Linked DNA regions of Homo sapiens: region 1 is linked to region 2. Evidence: read pairs that join two places in POLR2A ChIA-PET (ENCODE). Cell type or tissue: PC-9. All regions are shown on one strand. Each heading gives the region's core, and the rest is flanking DNA. Links, peaks and the distances in the headings are about the cores only. Region 1 overlaps CAPN5 (calpain 5). Region 2 overlaps LOC105369397 (a long non-coding RNA gene).

Region 1 (10,080 bases), core at 1,382-9,381, 320 kb before region 2:
AAGAACAAAGCTGGAGGGATCACACTACCTGACTTCAAAATATACTACAAAGCTATAGTAACCAAAACCACATGGTACTGGCACAAAAACAGACACAAAGACCAATGGAACAGAATAGAAAGCCCAGAAATGAATCCACACATTTAATTTGTCAATTAATTTTCAACAAAAGTACCAAGGACACACAAAGGGGAAAAGACAGTCTCTCCAATAATTGGTGTTGGGAAAACCAGATATCCACACGCAGAAGAATAAAAGTTTCCCTATCTCTCATCGTATGCAAACATTGACTCAAACGGACTAAAGACTTAAATATAAGACCTGAAATTATGAAACTACTAGAAGAAAACATGGGAAAAGCTGTTATGACATTGGTCTGGGCAATGATATTTTAGATATGACCCCAAAAGCACAGACAACAAAAGCAAAAATAGACAAAAGGGATTACATAAAGCTAAAAAAGTTTCTGCACAACAAAGAAAACAATCAACAGAACGAAGAGACAACCTGCAGAATGGGAAAAATGTTTGCAAACTAGCCATCTGACAAGAGTCAATATCCAGAATATATAAGAAATTCAAGCAACTCAATAGCAAAAAAACCCTAATGATCTGATTTTAAAATGGGCAAATGATCTGAATAGACATTTCTCTACAGAAGACATACAAATGGTCAATAGGCATATGAAAAAAATGCTCAACATTGGCTGGGCGCAGTGGCTTATGCATGTAATCCCAGCACTTTGGGAGGCCGAGGCAGGTGGATCACCTAAGGTCAGGAGTTCAAGACCAGCCTGCTCAACATGGCGAAACCCCATCTCTACTAAAAATACAAAAAATTAGCCAGGCGGGCACCCAGCTACTCAGGAGGCTGAGGCAGAAGAATCGCTTGAACCCAGGAGGTGGAGGTTGCAGTGAGCCGAGATCGCGCCACCGCACTCCAGCCTGGGAGACAAGAGCGAAACTCCATCTCAAAAAACAAAAAAAAAAAATTAAAAAGCTCAACATCACTAATCATTAGGGAAATGAAAATCAAAACCACAATGAGATACCACCTCCCACCTTTGGGCTTTTATAAAAAAGACAAAAGTGTGATATCTTATTAAAAAAAGACAAAAGATATGTCTTTTATAAAAAAAGACTTTTTTAAAATCTTTTTTTTTGATACAGAGTCTCGCTCTGTCGCCCAGGCTCAAGTGCAATGGCATGATCTCGGCTCACTGCAACCTCCCTTTCCCAGGTTCAAGCCATTCTCCTGCCTCAGCATCCCAAGTAGCTGGGACTACAGGCATGCGCCACCATGCCTGGCTAATTTTCATATTTTTAGTAGAGACGGGGTTTCGCCATGTTGGCCAGGCTGGTCTCAAACTCCTGACCTCAGGTGATCCGCCTGCCTTGGCCTCCCAAAGTGCTGGGATTACAGGCATGAGCCACTGTGCCTGACTTAAATCTTTTTACAAAAGATACGTCTTTTATAAAAAAGACAAAAGATAAGTGTGGGCGAGGATATGGAGAAAAGGAAACCCTTGTACGCTGTTGGTGGGAATGTAAATTAGTACAGCCATTATGGAAAACAGTATAGAGGTTTCTCAAAAAATTAAAAATAAAACTACCATATGATCCAGCAATCCCACTACTGGGTATAAATCCAAAGGAAATGAAGTCAGTATGTTGAAAACATATCTGCACTCCCATGTTCACTGCAGCACTATTCACAGTAGCCAAGATATGGAATTAACTTAAGAGTCCATCAATGGATGAATGGGTAAAGAAAATATGGTATATACATACAATGTAATACAATTCAGCCATGAAAAGAAGGAAATCTCATCACTTGTGACAACATGGATAAACGAGGAAGGCAATATACTAAGTGAAATAAGCCAGACACAGAAAGACAAATAACACATGATCTTACTCATATGTGGAATTTTTTAAAAGTTGAACTCATAGAAGCAGAAGGTAAAATGGTGGTTAACAGGAACTGAGGGGTGAGGGTGGGGAGGGAGGTTGCAGAGATGTCAGTCAAAGGACACAAAATTTCAGTTAGATAAGAGGAATAAGTTCAAGAGATCTATAAGTTCAAGAGATTGATTGTAACATGGTGACAATAGTTAATAACAATAGATTATACTCTTGAAGATTGCTAGAAGTAGACTTTTCTTTTTTTGGAGTCTCACTCTGTTGCCCAGGCTGGAGCGCAGTAGCGTGATCTCGGCTCACAGCAACCTCCGTCTAATGGATTCAAGCGATTCTCCTGCCTCAGCCTCCCTGGGATTACAGGTGACCGCCACTAGTCTCAGATAATTTTTGTATTTTTAGTAGAGATGGGGTTTCACCATGTTGGCCAGGCTGGTCTCAAGCTCCTGATCTCCAGTGATCTGCCTGCCTTGGCCTCCCAAAGTGCTGGGATTCCAGGCATGAGCTACTGCGCCCGGCCGAGAGTAGATTTTGAGTGTTCTCAGGACAAAAAAGTATGTGAGGTAATGCGTGTGATAATTAACTCGATTTAGCCATTCCACAATGTATACACATTTCAAAATATTACATTGTACATGATAAACATATACAATTTTTATCTATTTAAAAAATCCATTTTTTTAAGACAAGCAAAGCCTGCATAACTCATCTACAGTGAACAGAAAGCAGGACTTGGCTATCTTGGGGGTAGTGACTGGAAGGGGTGTGAGAGAGCTTGTGGGGTTCCGGTAAAACTACTTCTTGACCTGGGTGGTGGTTCCATGGGTGTGGTCCCTGTGCAAATCCACTGAGCTCTACACTTAAGACCTATGCACCTGTCTGTAGATCAGTTACATATGCTTCAATAAAAAGGTAAACAAAAAAAGCCAGCACAGTGGCCCTGGGAGGAAGGGCTGGCTGAATGTGGTAACCCAGGTCCCAGCAGATCCGGGCCCTTCACAGCTGTAGCCCTGTCCAGCTGGACACCACATACCTAGGTGGGCTGACCTAAAGGGAAGGGAGGCGGAGTGGGAAAGTGCCCCAGGCTGGGTCCGAGCACTAGCCTTTGTCACACGCAGGCTGTGTGACCTTCTGCAAGCCTCCAATTCTCTGGTCCCAGCCTCCTCCTCTAGCTCTCAGGACGCTTGCGGACTTGACACTCAAGAGTGTCTCAACACTTGGAGCAGTCCACAAGAAGGTCCTACAGGTGTGTGGCACCCTGACACCCCAACCAAGCACACACCTGCAAGGTTTCCTCTGCACCTGAGAAGGGGAGATGCCAGCCAGAGACCATCCCTAGGAGGATGTTTTCAGCCCTGAGGAGGGTGGCATGGTGCTCAGAAAAAAAGGGGAGGGGAGGGGTGTGGGGCAGGGATCATGGATGAGGCTGCAGAGGATCCCGCCAGAGGCCCCGGGATGCCATGTGCAGCGTGTGGCTTCATCCTAAGGTGATGGGGAGTGTGGAAGGGTGCTGAGCAGCGGAGGGACTTGGTCACGGCTGTCTTGCGGAGCCCCATGTGGCTGCCACATGGGAAACGGACTAGAAAAGGACAAGACTAAACCAGAAAGACCAGAAGAACGGCCACAGGACTTGGACTGGCAGTCTCACGTGTGGATGCGGAGGGGCTGGGTTCCAGGGCCGAGTGGGAGAGAGCCTCAGCTCTTCCTGGTGGCCAGCCACTGGTGGGGGTGAAGGGAGAATGCAGGAATGCCTGCTGAGGGTCCTTCTCCTGTGCTCCACTGCCCCGTACCCCACAGTGGTGCCCAGCGCAAAGCACAGGCCTGGCAGAGTGAGTATCACCCAGTGCCGGCCGAAGGAGCCAGTGACACCCTCACCCATTCCCTGCCAATCAAAGCCCCCTTTCCCCTACCTCCCTTCCTCAACCTCTTCTCCCCTCTTAAGGGAAGACACCCCCCACCACCACCTTTTGCCATATGAACAGGGGAGGGCTGAACAGCTGGGGCTTCATCATTTAGGGGACACAGTCAACTCCAACTTGCACATCTTTGCTGGTGCCCGATTTGGGCTGGCGCTGAGCTGGCTGATGAGGAGGGGGCTGGGGGTGAATGGTGGTGGCCTTCCGAGATGGAGCCCGAGCAGGGCCAGAAGGATAGGCCAGAAGCAGCAAGGGCACAGCAGGGTACAATGTGGCACAGGGAGAGGGAAAAGGTGGGAGGGCACTGGGTGGGCGGAGCCTGGGGGGAAGCTGGCAGAACCAGCTCTGCAGGGCTGGGGATGCCAGGCAGAGGGGCATCAGCATTTACTGGGGCACAGGGGAGCCAGGGGCAAGACTAAAGGTCAGATGCTGATGCAGTGACCCAGGACTGGAAGAGCCCTGGCTTGAGCCATTGCAGGGAAGGCCAGAAGCCAGAGGGGACTAGAAAGGGCAGAAACTCCATTTGGTGGCTGCCCGGTTATTTGTGTTTTTGATTTTGTTAATGTATTTATCCCCTTCTATCCCATACCCCATCCTCCATCTGCTCCCTAAGTCACCATCTAATAAGATGCTTAAAGCATGTCTCTTTGTCCTTTCGTGGGTGTACTGTGACCTCCCAGGCCCCTGTCTCTCTGACGCACTGTGTGCTGAGGAATGGATGGCAGGGTGGGGAGGGAGAATGTGCGGTGGAGGGAGAGCCAGGCTCAGAGCCACCTCAGGCTCCCAGCCCCTAGGCCACCCAGAGCTCTGGGCTCCTGGGTTCTGGCGCCAGAGCCAAGGCAACCAGGCCCAGTGAGTCACTCCAGCCACCACCAGGCGAGCTGGCACCAGGGCTGGGAAATCCTGTCTATTTCCTCCCCTCCCCTCTCCTTCCCTTATCGTTTCTGTGTCCAATCCATTCTCCACCAGGCTGCTGAGTGATCTTTCTAACATAAATCCCACCAGGCCGCTCTCCTGCTAGGAGACACAGAGGGCCTTGCGGGCAGGGCCATGTGTGTATGGGGAACAGGGTCTCTGGCTGGTCCTGGGGGAATGGTGGTCCTGCAGCCGTGATGTCCCCTGGTGCCTCACAGCACAGCATGTGAGGGCTGTGCTGGCCTGCAGGCCTGGCTCTGTGTGTCTCTGACTGAGTCAGAGGCCTGACCCTGCAGCTGTTCTTCATCTGGCAATTGGGTCCCGCCCAGGGTGCTGTGAGCAGGAGGGAGTGTAGGGACAGCAGGAGCCGCTGTTGTAAGCAGCATCTGTAAGCAAGCGGCCAAGGGAGAGGAGCTTCTGAAAGGGTGTTCCAGGTCAGGGGTTCCTGCAGGCCTTGGGCAGGACAGGAAGAAGTCAAGGACCTGGCCACACTTGTGGAGGTGGAGACTGTTGGGCAGGGGGCAGCCCCAGGCCAAGCCTCGGGTGAGCAGCTCACCACAGTTTTAACACTGAAAGAACCACATCCAGGAAACCCACAGTCCCAGGCAACCCAGTGCGGTGGCCACCCTACCTCGGGGCTCCCAGTCCAGCACCAGGTCCTGCAGAGAAAGTGCTGACAGCAGGTAGATACAGCTGGGCGTCCCTGTGCAGGACATTCTCTCTCACCCGGGGTGGGGTGGGGGCTGTGTGCTCGCTCACTCCCCACCGGAGAGACAACCTAACAAAATGGGACTTGATCAGGTCACTGAAGCCACCTCTGCCTCACTGTGCTGTGTGAGCCCAGGAAAGCTCCTGCCCTCTCTGGCCACAGGCTCTCGTGATTGAGTGGCAGGGAGGGGAACACTACACACTATTTTTCAATCTGGCGGGTTTATCACCAGGACAGCCCTTTTCTCCACTTCCTGTACAGGCAGTCCTAGACTCAAGTCCCTAGACTATCTCCAAGACTCAAGGTTTAAAGACTGGTGAGACAGTGCCCATCTCTCACTTTGGGAAACTGAAGTGCGCCATTCCTCAGCACAAGCTCCTGCACAACCTCAGAAATGAGTTGTGCTGTTCTCATTACACAAATGGGAGACAGAGGCTCTGAGGGGAAAGAGGACATTCAGGGCAGAGGCACGAACCTGTCCCATGTCAAAGTCCTGCTCAGCCTGGCCCACCACCCCTCCCTCGGGCAGTGACCCACTCTCCAGCCCTGGGTGTCCTGCTCAGGTGTGTCCCCCATTCCAACTTCACTTGCACACCTTCCCTGTGCCTGACCAAGGGGCAGTGAGGAGTCAGATGGGAATCTGCCCTAGAGGTCAGCCTGGTGAAGGCGAGAGGCAGAGGCCTCAGTACAAGGCAGCGAGATCTGCTCTCAAAGGAAGTGATTCGTTCACACCAGGCAGGGACGGCTGCATGGAGGAAGTAGCAACAAAACGGGATCTCAAAGGGTAGATTGTGATTTCAAGAGATGGAGGAGGTGGAAGGTTTGGGGGAGGAAAGATTATTCTGGAGGAAGAAATCATTCAGGCAAGTCTGGAGGACAGGGTGCAGGGGAGAGGGAAGAGGAAGTAGAGAAATATTGCCACAGCCAGGTTGTGGCTGGCCCTGAAAGCCAGGCTAAGAACTCAGGCATGAGATGGGGTGTGATGATGTATGAGAAGGTCAACGGGAAAGGAGGCCCAGGATGCAGGCAGGGAGGCCAGGCTATAGGCAGGCCCCTGAGAGAAGCGGGGCCCAGTATGGCGTGGCCTTGGCCATGAGGAGGGAAAGGAGACTCACACAGGGGCAGGTCCGCAGCAGGCAGGCCGGGGCTCTGGGATTTGGCTAGGGTTCTTCCTGAGGCGCCAGAGGGCTTACCCCCTCCTGCAATGGCAGACCATGTCTCTGGGCAAGCAGCACTTCCAGGCCCACTGCACTGCTCCAAGCCACTTCCTATTCCTGGCCATGGCAACCCAGAATGCCAGCGCCTGCTCCCCATACCCAGGCAGAGGGTGAACCAGAGCCCCAAGATGTCAGGCTGGGCAACATCCTGTCCACATACCCGTCCTCAGATGGGGAGACTGAGGCCAGCGAGGTGCAAAGCAGTTAACCTCTTTGTGCTTCAGAATTCTCATCTGTAAAATAAAGGTATTTTCTGCTCTACTGGCCCAGCCTGTTCACCTGACCCCACATACCAGACAGGACTTGGCCGTAATAGGCCTTGGTATTCTCACCTGTAAAGCGGGACTCCCCAGCCCCACCCCCTTGTAGGGTGATGGTGAGCATCAAATGACCCTGCAAAGCACTGGGCTTATTGCGTGAATGTCTGAAATGAGCTGCACTCCACCCTGAAAGGCCCAGCACGCTGTCAAAGGCAGGCAGGGTCCAGACATTGGGGACCACCCATGCGGCTGTGCCAGGGATGCCCTTCTTCCAAACATCCCTGAACTCTGGCTACCAGGGGCTCAGGCTGCACACTGGGGCCAGGGCTACAGCAGCGCCCAGCCTCCAAGGCTCCCAGGCTGGAGGGGAGACAGACATTGTGAGTGACCTCCTGGGGGAAACAGGACTGTGACTGGGGAAGCCAGCCTCGGTGGGCACTGGGGTGGGGGCGGGAGCTGGGAATGGTGCCTGCAGTGACGCTGCTGTCAGCTCCTGGGGTGGGCTGAATGACGGCCCCAAAGATACTCCCAACCGAATCCCTAGAACCTGTGAATGACACCTTGTATGGCACAAGGGACTCTGAAGATGCGATTAAGGATTTTGAGACAGGGAGACGATCTTGGCTTATCTGGGTGGGCCCTGAATGTAATCACAAGTGTCCCTATAAGAGGGAGGTGGAGAGGATCTGCCTGCAGAGGAGGAAAGAGCAATGAGACAGAAGCAGAGACTGGGGCAATGTTGCCATAAGGAATGCCAGCAGCCACCGGAGGCTGGAAGAGACAGGGAATGGACTCTCCCCTAGATCCCACAGAAGAAGCCAGCCTGGATTTTAGCTCCATTAGACTCATGGGGGACTTCTCATCTCCGGAACTGTAAGAGCATAAATCTGTGTTGTTTTCAGCCACCAAGTGTGGCAATTTGTCGCAACAGTGATAGGAAAGGAATATGCTCTTGAACGATGCTGTTCCTGAAGAATAGCTAATGGGAGCCGGGGTGTCATGGGGTCCCACCCGCCTCTCCTGCCCGGAGAAGCCCATGAGGGAAATGAAGTTCTTACACCTTGAGTTGCTCCGCTGTACAACAGTCACCCCACATCAGTTTCTTAGTTCCTGCTATGAGTAACAAATCACTTGGGTCCCACCTCACTCCAACTGGCAGAAGTTACACAGCAGCAGGGGGCACTGGCTGAGCAGGGGCTGGCTGGGCAGGGCAGGTGGGTCAAGCCAATGGGCTCCCAGCCTTCTGCCCACCATCCCCGGGGGCACATCCTGACAGTGAAGGGCAGCTGGGGACCAGTGGATGGGCTTTGATGTGCTCTGGTCACCAGCCCCTTCTCTTGCATGCCCACTGTGGGAGAAAACCACAGCACACACCCACAGGCCACCGCAGCCTCAGCTGTTGCCCACCCAGACCCCTATCCCTGGGAAAACTTGGGTCCCTGGAAGCACACGTGCAAACAACCAGAATGGGGAGCAGTAACCCAGGCCCTTGCGGGTAAGCACACATCATCCACAGCTTCCCCATCCAAGCCTGAGGCTGGCTTCCTAAGACATCCAGATTCCAACCGCAAAGGGACCTGGCCCCTTTGCCTTGGGTGAGCAGGGAAAGGCAAAGCCTGAGTTCATAGGCAAGTGAGCAGCTCTGCCTGCACTAAAGCAAGGCAATCCCAGGGTGTCTCCACCAGCCTGGAGGAGGGCTCAGAGGTGGGCAGCAGGAAGGCCAAGCCTCAGGACCACGGTGAGCCCAGGAAAGTTTTGAGCGGGGACCAGGGATGGAGAGGCAGAAGAGTTCTCTGAGGGCACTTGAGAGGTGCCTGGGAGGGGCTCTGAAGGCACTCAAAACACTTGAATAGATGGGGACAGAGACAGAACGGGTGAAAAGCCCAGCTGCAGAGAGACTGCTGCCAGCTGCCCAGGAGGCTGCTGGGGAGGGGTGGGGGGTGTTGCAGACCCTGCTCTTTGCAGCTGGGGGAGCCCAGGGCCCACTGCTGGGCTTTCTGTTCAACCTTTACATGCTGTACTCTAGGGTGCTCCCGGCTGCTCAGCCCTTGCCTCTCCTCAAGGGCTAGAAGCTTTTGGGGGAAGCCAGGGGACTTGGTCAGGCAGATACAGATCACTCCCGTAAGTCCCCTTCACCCACTAAAGCCAAGAGAGGCTTCCGTTTCAATAGGAGAGGACTGTTTCCTTCCACCCTTCTTCTCCCAAAGTCAGCCCCTCATCCCCAGGGAGGGAACTAAGTGATGCTGATTGCCAGCTGCTATTAGTAACAATGGCTACCAGACACCATGTACTTAGAAAGATGCGTTCAGTGACATGATCTAAGTTCATCTTCATCATCCCCCGAGTCCCTGTGAATAGGCAGCATTTATCCCCATTCCGCACATGAGAAAACTGAGACAGAAAAGGGAAGTTCTCCGCCTCAAGGTCATAGGCAAGTAGGAAGGTACAGAGATGGTCTCAGCCAAGAGAAAGAACAGACACATGATTTAGGCCCTGCAGGTAGGAGAGGGTGCCCACTGAGGGCGCAGGAGGCCTCCTGTTTGGGGACCAGGACTCCAGGGCTGATCTGACAGCCTGCCAGGAAAGCAGGCGCAGAAGCAGACAGAGACAGTGCTGGCCTGGGAGCAGTGTCCCAGATGTCACCCACAAAAACCCACAGGCATCTCACAACCACCCTGTCCAACAGTCAACTTACTCCCAACCTGCTCCACCCCCAATGGTGGTCCCCATCTCACAGAGGCAGCCCCACCTACCTTCCCCCAGCACTGGGACCCTGTGTAGCCCCTTAGCCCCTGGGCACCTCCTGCCCCCAGCACCCCTGCTCTGGGAAACTTTATCAGGGTCCCTCCTCCCCTGCCAAGCCTAGCCCTGGGTGGGGAGCAGAGGAGAGCAGAAGGGAGGGCCCTCTCCCTGCTTTGGCCTCCTCCTTATAGCCCTCAGTGGAAGCCCACCCACTACTGCAGCCAAAGGTGGCCCTTCTTGGACACACATCTGACCTATCTAATCCGCAATCCACCCCACCAGCATTCATTTTCACACTGCCAGGCCTTTACTCATGCTGTTCCTTGGGGCTGCAATGACCTGCCTTTTCTTTTCTGCTTGGTGGATTTCAAGACCCAGCCCCAACGAATCTGCAAGTGAACT
Region 2 (10,080 bases), core at 1,210-9,209:
TGCTCTGGTCTCCTGCTCCAGAACCCACCGGAAGTCTTGGGCATGACCCGAAAGTGTGGCAGTGTCAGGTTTTTGAAAACACAACATGTTTTCCTTTTCTTTTAACTTTTAAACTTCTCTGAGAAGATTATTTTACAAGCCATTTTCTTACTCCTCTCCCATCTCTCGGTCACAGTTTCAGCTTCATGCCAACAGGGCTGTGGTAATTAGGAAAGAGGACAAGTTCCCTCTGGCCACCCATGGAAGAAGAAGTGACTGCATGAGGAGGGGATGGGGAGGGAGGAGGTGAAGCTTTCGTGAGCACCTTCTGCAGGGAGCCAGGCCTTATGCAGAGTGCTTTGCATATCATCTCCATTTTTTTGCATGAGGAGACTGAGAGATAAAGTAATATGCACATAGTTGGTAATGATTATGCTAATACGAATAAAATAGATAATTATTAGGTGGATCCATTATTCAAAAAACTGACAATTCCTCATGGTTTGACCTACTACATGTCATTCGGGCCTGCTACGTGCCTGCACAATGCAAGATGTTCTCTGTAATTCTCACAAGAACTGTGCAAGGAATGTGTTATTTTGATTTGAAAAGCTGAGGAAACTGAGGCTAAGACAGATCAGGTGACTATCCAGTTGCTCCTAGCAAGTCAGTAGTGGGACCGGTCCTTGAACTCAGGTCAGTTTCCAAAGCAGTGCAACAGCTGAAAATCTATGTGCTGAGTTTGCTAATTTGACCAGCTCTTCTTAAGGTTATATTTGTCTTTGGGGGATGGAAGCTGTCATCATGGAGATGCAGGGCCCTGCTTGGGGTCAAGGTGGGATTCAGGGACTTGGTCTTATTAATATAATTATCTTATGATGAAGAAACAAAGCCCCAGTCACATGGGGACAAGTCATAGCCTGGAACTTCCAGGGCTCCTGAGGTGCATGGGGAGGTAGGCAGAGCCATTTATCAAAAGATCTGGTTTCAATCCTGGTTCAGCTGTGAGCCCTGCCCACCCTGGGCCTCGCTTCCTCAGCTACACAGAGACCACTGTAACCTCCAGCTCTAAGGTTTGGTGAATCTGGGCAGAGTCACAGCTGGGAACTCCTGTCCTCTACCCCCTGCCCTGTGCCACCTGAGTCCCACCTTACCTGGGTCCAGAGCTTTAGCCAAGCCCCATGGGAATGCCTCTGTGCTTCTATTTTCCTTCAGAACCTTAAAGATGCTTCCTTATTTTCCTGCACTCAGTTACCACCCACTGCCCTTGGCCTGATTTAATGACTGCCCCAAAGCCTGTCTGAGCTTATGACCTCCCGGTGCTCAGACTTGCTGTGAGGTTAATGGTGCTGGTAGCACTGATCTGAGGGGTCCAGGCATAGTGGGGGCAGCTGAGAGCCCACATGGATATGTGAGGGGATGAGGGCCGCCTCTGCAATGTGCTTTCCCCTCCTGACACCTCAGCAAGCCTGAGACACAGGACTGCTCCGTTCTCAATTGGTGCCGCATCTCAGCCCAGATCCTCCAGCCTGGCAGGGAGAGGAGGAAATTTGCCTCCTACTTCCATCTCTGGTCATTTTTGTTAGCTCAGTTGGTTAGTGGGCTTTCAAAATGACTTATTACAAGACTCTATATGTTTGTATCTCAGTTTTTGTGATATGCATGGACCTCTAAATCTCAAAGCCCAGGCCCCTTATGGGTCTGAGCAGGTGGAAATGTGAGCCTTCCACAGATGCCAGAGGGGAGACGCTGGTGCTCGAGCTACCAGTGGGAATGAGGGGCAGCAGGGGATGCCCTTATAGACTGAAGGTGACCTAGGCCAATGCCCTGGCCCTCTGTACCTCTCCCACCTCCAGAACAGAAATACACTCCAAATACGAGTGGGGAAAAGCCCTGAATTGTCTGAGGGAACGCTGAACTGACCAGCATCATGCCCATCAGCACCAGAGTTAAGCATTAAGGTGACGCTTCTGCGTCCACAAGCTTGGTTGCTTGACGGAGCTCAGCCCTTGCTCCACACGGAGCCTTTGTCAGTTCTCTGCAGTGAGCACCTGCCATTCTGCAGTGATGGGCACACACATCACAGCAAAGCCCCTTCTGGCTGGAAGCTTCACTCTTCTTTTGGAGTGGGGTCTAAAAACAGACCCCCGTTTGTTCAGGACCATGAAATTTCCCACATAACAGAGCTCTATATCCTGCTCACCTGCTGCCCCTGCACCCCCAAACTCACTTGCTAGCAGATTGAGTTGGGGCATATATTATTGGCTATGAGTATGTGTGACTGTGGCCTTGGCTGTGAGTGCAACTGTGAGCAGGGCTTTTGTGTGAGGACGTGTGCATGTGTGTGCCCATGCAAGGAATTTCATGAGATTAAGTCAGATAAGCTCGAATGAAGACCCAGCAAGTGCTACATGCCTATCAGCCTCTGAGTCAGGGTGTGTGTTCAAATGAGGATCCCAACAGTTAGCCTGTTGGTAGGCCGGTTCAGTGGCTGTGAGCCAAAAGGCTCTCAGCCTTGTTTTTGTTTTTTGTCTTTTGGGTTTTTTTTCTTTTGCAGGGTTTGTTGGTGTCTTGGGGTAAGAGGCTCTTCAGGCTGAAAGGTGAGCGGAGGCTGTCAGAAGCTGGGGAGATCTGGGTCACCCAAAGCAAACATGAGCCCTTACTCAGATCTCACAGCAAAGACCACCCCTGGATCTGTCCATGCAGAGGCCCAGGTCTCTGGTGAGAAAGGCAGAGGGGAGGATCAAGCATGGAAACTGGAGGGGGAAAGAACAGAACTCACAGGGGTAGACCATTGGCTCTAAGACACCCGCGCTTGGGCCTTAATGTACAGCTCAGTTAATCTTCACCTTTGCCCTGAGAGGTTAAATTATTATCCCCATTTTACAGGGGAGAAAACAAGCTGGGAGAGGAGGAATGACTTGCTCATGGTTGTGCAGCTAGTAGAAAATTCTACCCTCTTGTGGTGGCACCATTGTTTCCTAATACAAAACAGAGTCCTACTTCAAGGAAGTGGAGAGAAAAGGGGTAGATTTGTATTTTCCCAAAGGATAGAGCAGGTGTCCACATAATGACTCCAAGAGTCTAAGAACCTGGGTGTTGGGGAAGCTGACTTGCTGGCAGAAGCACACAGGCTTTGGAGTCAGTGTCTGCAGCCTTCTGGTTGGGGTAATCTTGAGCAAGTCATTTTACTTCCCTGAGTCTCAGTTTTCTCATCTATAAAATAGGGGTAATGATACGCTATTCTATCTTCATCAGATTGTAATGAGAATTACATGAGATGCTGTGTGGGAAGCATTTAACACGAGGCCTGGCAGAATACTCTGCTGTGGTTGTCATCTCTAGGGTTAGGATATAGGTCTCTTTGGTATGAGAGAGCCACACTCAGGGAGAGTAAATGGCAAGGTGTCCCCAGGGAGGAAAAGACCTGGACAGTGACCAAAGTTGCCTTGTGTTGCAAACAGTCTGTGGGGAGTTCTTTGTTTTCATTCTTATCCCACAGAGCTACTCCATTTCTACACTCTCTAATCACCTTTAAGCTTCAGATAAACAACAGAAGAGTAGAGAGAACTGCCTGGCCCTTTTAATCTCCTTGAATCTCCACCCCACTCTCCTCCACAATGCACTGGCCATGGGAGGCCTTTGTTAGTTGGAATGGCAGAATGGCTTCCACTGCATCTGGGAGGATGCTGGGGCCTCCAGGTGGGCTGACTTCAGTAGCACCAATACCATGCTTCCAGGGGCAGTGCTGAATTCTTAAAGCTCATCCCTCATCTCTTCCCTACTTTGTCCTGTTGCAGTCTGGCACACACACCAACCCCATTGACCATGACTTCCTTAAGGTCCCCACAGCTCCCTTATCAAGTCTGGTGGACACATCCTGCTCAGTCTTGACTAACTGGCCCTCTTAGTGCCTCTGGTGCTCTATGCCTGCCTCTGCCTCAGATGCTCCCCTTGGCACCCATGTGATTTGCTTCCTTTCCTCTTGCCGGGTCTTCCCTCTTCTCTAGGCTGCACCTCCTCAGTTGCCTCTGAGGGCTCCTCTGTCTCCGTGGCATCCTCATTATGGCTGTATCCATGGCCTGGCCCTGGTCCCTACCTTCCTCACTCCACACCCTCTCCACCTTCTTCAGCCCAGAGCCTTGCTGCCTAGCTCCCCAGCTCCCCAGCTCCAGACCCACTGCTCTCTAGCCTTAGGACAGCTCCACTGGGATGTCCCTATGCCCTTCACACTCAGCCTGTGCAGAGAGGGACGGCCGAGACCCAGGCCTGCTCCTGCCACCTCCTTGCTCAAAACCCTCCATCTACAAACACTTGAGAAAATGATTTGGCGTCACATATTCAAGTTGAACATGCGCATGCTCTCCAACCCACCAAGTCTACTCCTGGGAATATACCCAACAGGCATGTGTACCAAAGACGCATGCAAGGATATTCAGAGCACTATGCATAATAGCCAAGAACTGGAGACCACCCAGTGCCCATCAACAGACAGTGGCGGATTCACACAATGGAGTGCTACAAGCTACGGAGATAGCTGCAATATTGAGAAATCTCACAGACGTCCTGTTGAACAACAGAACACGACACAGTTCATACTGTACACTTGCATTTATAAAGTTCAAAAAACAGGCAAAACAAACCTGTGGTACCAGAAGACAGGACAGTGGTCAGCCTTGGGGGCACATAGTAACTGGCAGGGACCCGCAGGGGCTTCTGGGTGCTAGACGCCTGACAGATTTTGATCTGGATGTTGGTTCCATGGGTATATTCCTTGTGAAAATTTACCAAGATGCATACTTATGATAGGTGAATTTTTCTGTATATGTATTACGCTTCAATAAAAGGCTAAAATAAAGAAATAAATAAAATCTTCCATGAGTCTTGATTGCATTCAAGATAAAACCTGCAGACTCCCTTCTAGACTGGTAAATGCAAGGCCCTTCATGACCTGGCCCCTGCCTTGCTGCCCTCCTCTCACTCCACCCGCCCCTTCTCCAGCCCTCACAGTAGCGAGGTGATTGCCACTCCCTGAAAGCGAGATGCTATTTTCAGCTTCTGGGCTTTAGCACGGCTGTTCCTTCCGTCTGGAATGCCCTTGCCAGTCTATTCCATCTGGCTACACCCAGAGATCCCTCAGGACTTTCTCAGCTCCCCGGACCATGAGTTACCACCTCAGCTCGCTCCATAGTTGTTGGTTTGAACCTCTGTTCCAGTGTCTGCTCTTCTGCTGGCTATGGTTGTCGCCCACCTGTCGTCCTGCCCTATGGCTGTGAATGCCATCTTGAAGAGACTATGTCTTTGTTCTGGTATGTCCAGCAAGAGCTCATGGCCTGGGACAGGGTTAAGTGTCAATAAGGCATAAAAATGAAACCATATGCAGTCACACACTCAACAAACCATTTCCTTGAAAAGAACAGAATGATGTGTAGGGAGTACACACTTTTGTTATATAGATTCCGGTTAATGCAATGTTTTAATATTTAGAATCAGGATGTCCCTGGGAAACCTGGGCAGTCTGGTTGCCGTGGGCTTTCTTGTCACAAGGGAACCCAGTGATAGGCTAATTCATACTATAGCATGAAGAGCTAAATATACCTGCATTTCACAGGAAGAGCCCCGAAAAGGCAATGTTTTCCATAGTGGAATGGTGTATACATATGGTGGCATTTCAGGCATAGTGGCTTCTTAGAGAGCACTTTCCTTCTTAGGATGGATGCCGTCTATATGCACTTGAGTGGTTCTCTAGAATTCAGATGAGCAGTGGGTGCTCTCCCAGAAGGAGGGCCCTGTAAGGAATTAAGTTGTATTTTATTTAACAAGAAGCGTAATAGGCAGAAAATGACCTTGGATTTCCTGAATGTGGCCTTCCTTACAACGTTGCTGCAGGGCAGGCCCCCACAGTCCTAGGAGAGTGAGGGGTCACTGGAGGAACAGGGGTGGGTCAGGGTTCTCGAGAAAGCAGACCCCAGAAGCAACCTGCATCTTGGACTCTGGGGTTGCCTGGGAATGAAAAACGAGAATGGGGTCCCCCTAATAGCTGCAACACCATATGCTTAGGCTGTCAGGGTACAAGGGGTTGGTAAGGGGTGAGGTTGCTGCTGGAGGATTTGTATTCTTCTCAGCTCGTGGGAAACACAGCCACCCTTTGAACGGGGTGGGCAGGGAAGCATGGAGAAAAGCCATGCCTGGGTGGGGACAGCAGTGTGGGCAGGGAATGGGAGTGTAATTAGAGTGTAATTAAAGTATTTTGTGGGCTGAAAAGGAAAAGCTGCCAGGCCCCTGAGCCAACCCAGAGGAGAAGAGGGAACAGAAGTCTTATCATTGAGAGAATGGTGGCGCCAGCCTCCACCCAGCCAGGACCACCCACGGCCAGGGGCCACGCAGGCAGAGCTGCCAGGCAAAGAGACCAGGTGCACCCTTATCTGAGCTTGGCATGGAGGTAGTGGGATGATCCCTCAGGGGACCACGATGGCCTGGCAGAGGGCCCTGCTGCAGCTGGCAGGACCAAGTTTCCATGCGGTGCTGCTGGTGGCTGGGAGGAGTGATGGCCGCAAGGGTTCCTTGGACACAGGTGCTGGCTCACTGGCTGGGAAGGTTGAACTAAGTCCCTTTCCCACTGTGTGGGGGACAATTCAGGGGGTCTCTCCCCAAGAGAGATAAGATTGGAGATCTGAGCAAATTTTAATTTTAATTTAGAAAAAAAAAATAAAGCACAATGGCCCTAAAGAATTAAGTCAGCTACATTTGACCACATATCAATTAAGAACTTTTTTTGTAATAAGAGACAGAATAGTGTTAAGACGTAAATGACAAATCAAGAGAAATATTTGCCCCGTGTATAAGAAGAGATCAATGTCTGGGCAATAGAAACAGCTCCTGTAAATCAATAAGAAAAGACAGACAAAATAGAAAACTGGGCAAAGTGTTTGAATAGGAAAGTCGAAAAGGAAATAAAAAGGATGTATACATGCAAAGATGCCCTCCTTACTGGTCATCAGGGAAATGGAAGTTTAAAAGGAACATGAGCAGGGCGTGGTGGCTCATGCCTGTAATCCCAGCATTTTGGAAGGCCAAGGTGGGAGGATTGCTTGAGCCCAAGAGTTTGAGATCAGCCTGAGCAACATAGGGAGACTTCATCTCTATCAAACAAATAAATAGATAAATAAATAAATGAATAAATAAAAGGAACATAAATCAGAAATTCGTTTTTGCCTATAACATTGACACATTTTGAAAAATATTGATGATAGTAAATGTTGATAAGAGTTGCTGGCCATGTAAATTGGCGTAGCCTTTTTGGAGGCCATCTGATAGACTCTATTACAAGTTTGTCCACCCTGTGGCCCACGGGCCGCATGTGGCCCAGGACGGCTTTGAATGAAGCCCAACACAAATTCATAAACTTTCTTAAAACATTTTTGTGAATTTTTTTTTACCTCATCAGTTATCGTATTAGTGTATTTTTTTTTTTTTTTTTTTTGAGGCAGAGTCTTGCTCTGTCGCCAAGGCTTGAGTGCAGTGGCGGGATCTCGGCTCACGGCTCACTGCAACCTCTGCCTCCCAGGTTCAAGCAATTCTCCTGCCTCAGCCTCCTAAGTAGCTGGGATTACAGGCGCCCGCCACCATGCCCAGATATATATATATATATAATTTTTTTTGTATTTTTTTTAGTATTTTGTATTTTTAGTAGAGACGTTTTTGTATTTTTAGTAGAGACCATGTTGGCCAGGCTGGTCTCGAACTCCTGGCCTCAGGTGATCCACCCACCTTGGCCTCCCAAAGTGCTGGGATTACAGGCGCCCCCCACCATGCCCAGATATATGTGTATATATATATATATATATATATATATATATATATATATATATAGTATTTTTTTTAGTATTTTGTATTTTTAGTAGAGACGTTTTTGTATTTTTAGTAGAGACCATGTTGGCCAGCCTGGTCTGGAAATCCTGGCCTCAGGTGATCCACCCACCTTGGCCTCCCAAAGTGCTGGGATTACAGGCGTAAGCCACCACGCCTGGCCAGTGTTAGTGTATTTTATGTGTGGCCTAAGACAACTCTTCTTCCAGTGTGGCCCTGGGAAGCCAAAAGATTAGACACTCCTGCTCTATTAGAATTTAAATACACATATCTTTATGTATTTGACCCAGCAATTCACCTCATGATATCTACCCCAGAAAAACACCTGCATATGTGCACAAAGAGGAAAGTACAGGATATTTATTGTAGTACTGTTTATAATAGTGAAAAATAGGAGGAAAATGTACAAGAATAAGAAGTGGTTAAAAATTCCAACACAAATTAGTCAGGCATGGTGGCGTGCACCTCTAGTCCCAACTACTAGGGGGACTGATTGGGGGAGGATGGCTTCAGCCAGGGAGGTGGAGGTCATGGTGAGCTGAGATTGTGCCACTGCACTCCAGCCTGGGCAACAGAGCCAGGCCCTGGCTCAAAAAAGAAAAACAAAAAACTCCAATATATTTATACTATGGAATGCCACTGAGCAACAAGGCAATGCAGCCCTGTAAACTTAGACTTACAATGTGGCCCAAGAGAGGGAGGCCTGAGCGTCAGCTTCCCTGGGCTGGCCTGTCCCAAGGGCACCAGGAGGCTGAATTGAGGGCCAGTGAACCAATAGGCCTGAAAGGGTAAAGGGCCCGGGCGGCAGAGGCCGATGAGAGCCCACTGGGCAGGGGGATTGATGGGGACCAGGGCAGAGACTGTGGGTCTGCAAGCACCAGGAGCCCAAGCGCAGTCAGATTGGCCAGGGCCACCACTGGAGGAACGGCCTGGGCTAAAGGAAGGCCCTGAGCTCCTGAGCTGGAGACCCCATGGGAGAAACCAGCAACTGGACAGGCGCAGGATGGCCCTGGAGAGGCAGTGGCACTGACTGCATCTGCCGGTTCAGGACGATCGGCCTGCCTGGCTGCTCCCACTAAAAACCCTTTCCCCCACCACTCCTGATGCTCCCACACAGCTGAGAGGCAGGTGAAAGGGGAAGCGACCTGAGGGACAGGACGTTTTTATACAAGACAGACTGATATTACCTAGACAGCTTCAATGATCAGATCAGACCAAACTTTCAACCAAATTAGATGGCATTCTGTAACTTTTTCCCGCCAACCTGGGGTTAGGGCAGGGAGGGAGGAGTTTGGGAGGAAAGTCAGATTAGTAACACATAAAATCACAGCTTCCCTGTGCACTGGAGAGTAAAGTGAGCTGAATTTGATGACTCCCCCCACCAGTGTGACACACTTTGGTCATTTGGCCTTCCCAGCTTGGCATGCCCTCCCTCCCTGCTCCTCCTGGTCGGTTCGGTTTAGCCCTGGTATCCCTCCTCAGGGAGTTGCCTTTGAATCCCCCAGAATGACCTTCACACCCCTGGGCTTCTCTGCATGGTGGCATTTGGCACACTGTGTAGTCACATCCATCTTCCCCACAGACTGTGGGCTCTGGGGCAGAGACTATCTAATGCTCATCTATGTTCCCTTAGAACCTAGCACAGTACTGGACTCAGTTAATGTTTGCTGAATCAATGAGTGCATAAATGAATGAATGATGACATGACCTGAAAACTGTGACCTTGGGTCTTCACTTCCCTTCTCTAGGGCTCTGTTTTCCTAGAGGTGGGGTTGGGGAGCTGGCCTTCTCTGATCAACCTGCCCAGTCCAGGCCTTCTCCAGAAGAGCCCCAAACTGCCAGACTCTCTCTTTTCCCCACTGAAAAATTCCAGACAGGAGAGCCCAGTCTACTGCAACCTCCCTGCCCCCTCTGCCCACTCACATCTTTTTCAAATCCCGCCGCTTCCTCTCTCTAGACGTGGCTCATGTCTGGCTTCCTCCCAACGCCCTCATCCTTGAGGGACCTGACAGCTTCCAGATGGGTGCGGTCACTGCCTCCTTCCCGGAGTCCAGCAGGCAGGCAGCCCGGCCCAGCGGAGGAGCTGCCCAAGGCCTCTCCCTGCCCCTGGGGGAAGTCCCTCTCACGTCCTTTCGCGTCCTTCTCTGCGTCGTCCGGGCCCTCTGACCCTGCTCCCCTCTCCATTCTCTCCGTGTGGCTCTGTCTCTCGGGCTGGGCGTCTCTGGCTTTGTC

The links. ChIA-PET counts read pairs that join two places held together with the same protein. Peaks named below come from ENCODE experiments on the same cell type or tissue, not always from the same donor. Only the 100,000 strongest peaks of a DNase experiment are listed, where the experiment ranks them.
Region 1: POLR2A ChIA-PET joins it to region 2 with 11 read pairs; 4 of 35 experiments call an interaction of 5 or more read pairs at or near these places.

What each region holds. Positions count from the first base shown.
Region 1 is chr11:77,068,439-77,078,518 of GRCh38, reverse strand. The region is part of intron 1 of CAPN5 (calpain 5); the gene reads right to left. Among named protein-coding and RNA genes, the nearest start is that of CAPN5, 6.5 kb to the right of the region's middle. In PC-9, for the core only: a CTCF peak has its summit at 5,108; DNase peaks (open chromatin) are centred at 2,798, 4,708 and 5,078; H3K27ac peaks cover 1,216 bases.
Region 2 is chr11:76,752,796-76,762,875 of GRCh38, reverse strand. LOC105369397 (a long non-coding RNA gene) reads right to left here. Exons shown (of 4, transcript XR_950337.3): 1 at 9,772-10,080; 2 at 5,578-5,768; 3 at 5,154-5,312; 4 at 4,576-4,827. Among named protein-coding and RNA genes, the nearest start is that of TSKU-AS1, 25 kb to the left of the region's middle. In PC-9, for the core only: no CTCF peak of the experiment used is centred there; no DNase peak of the experiment used is centred there.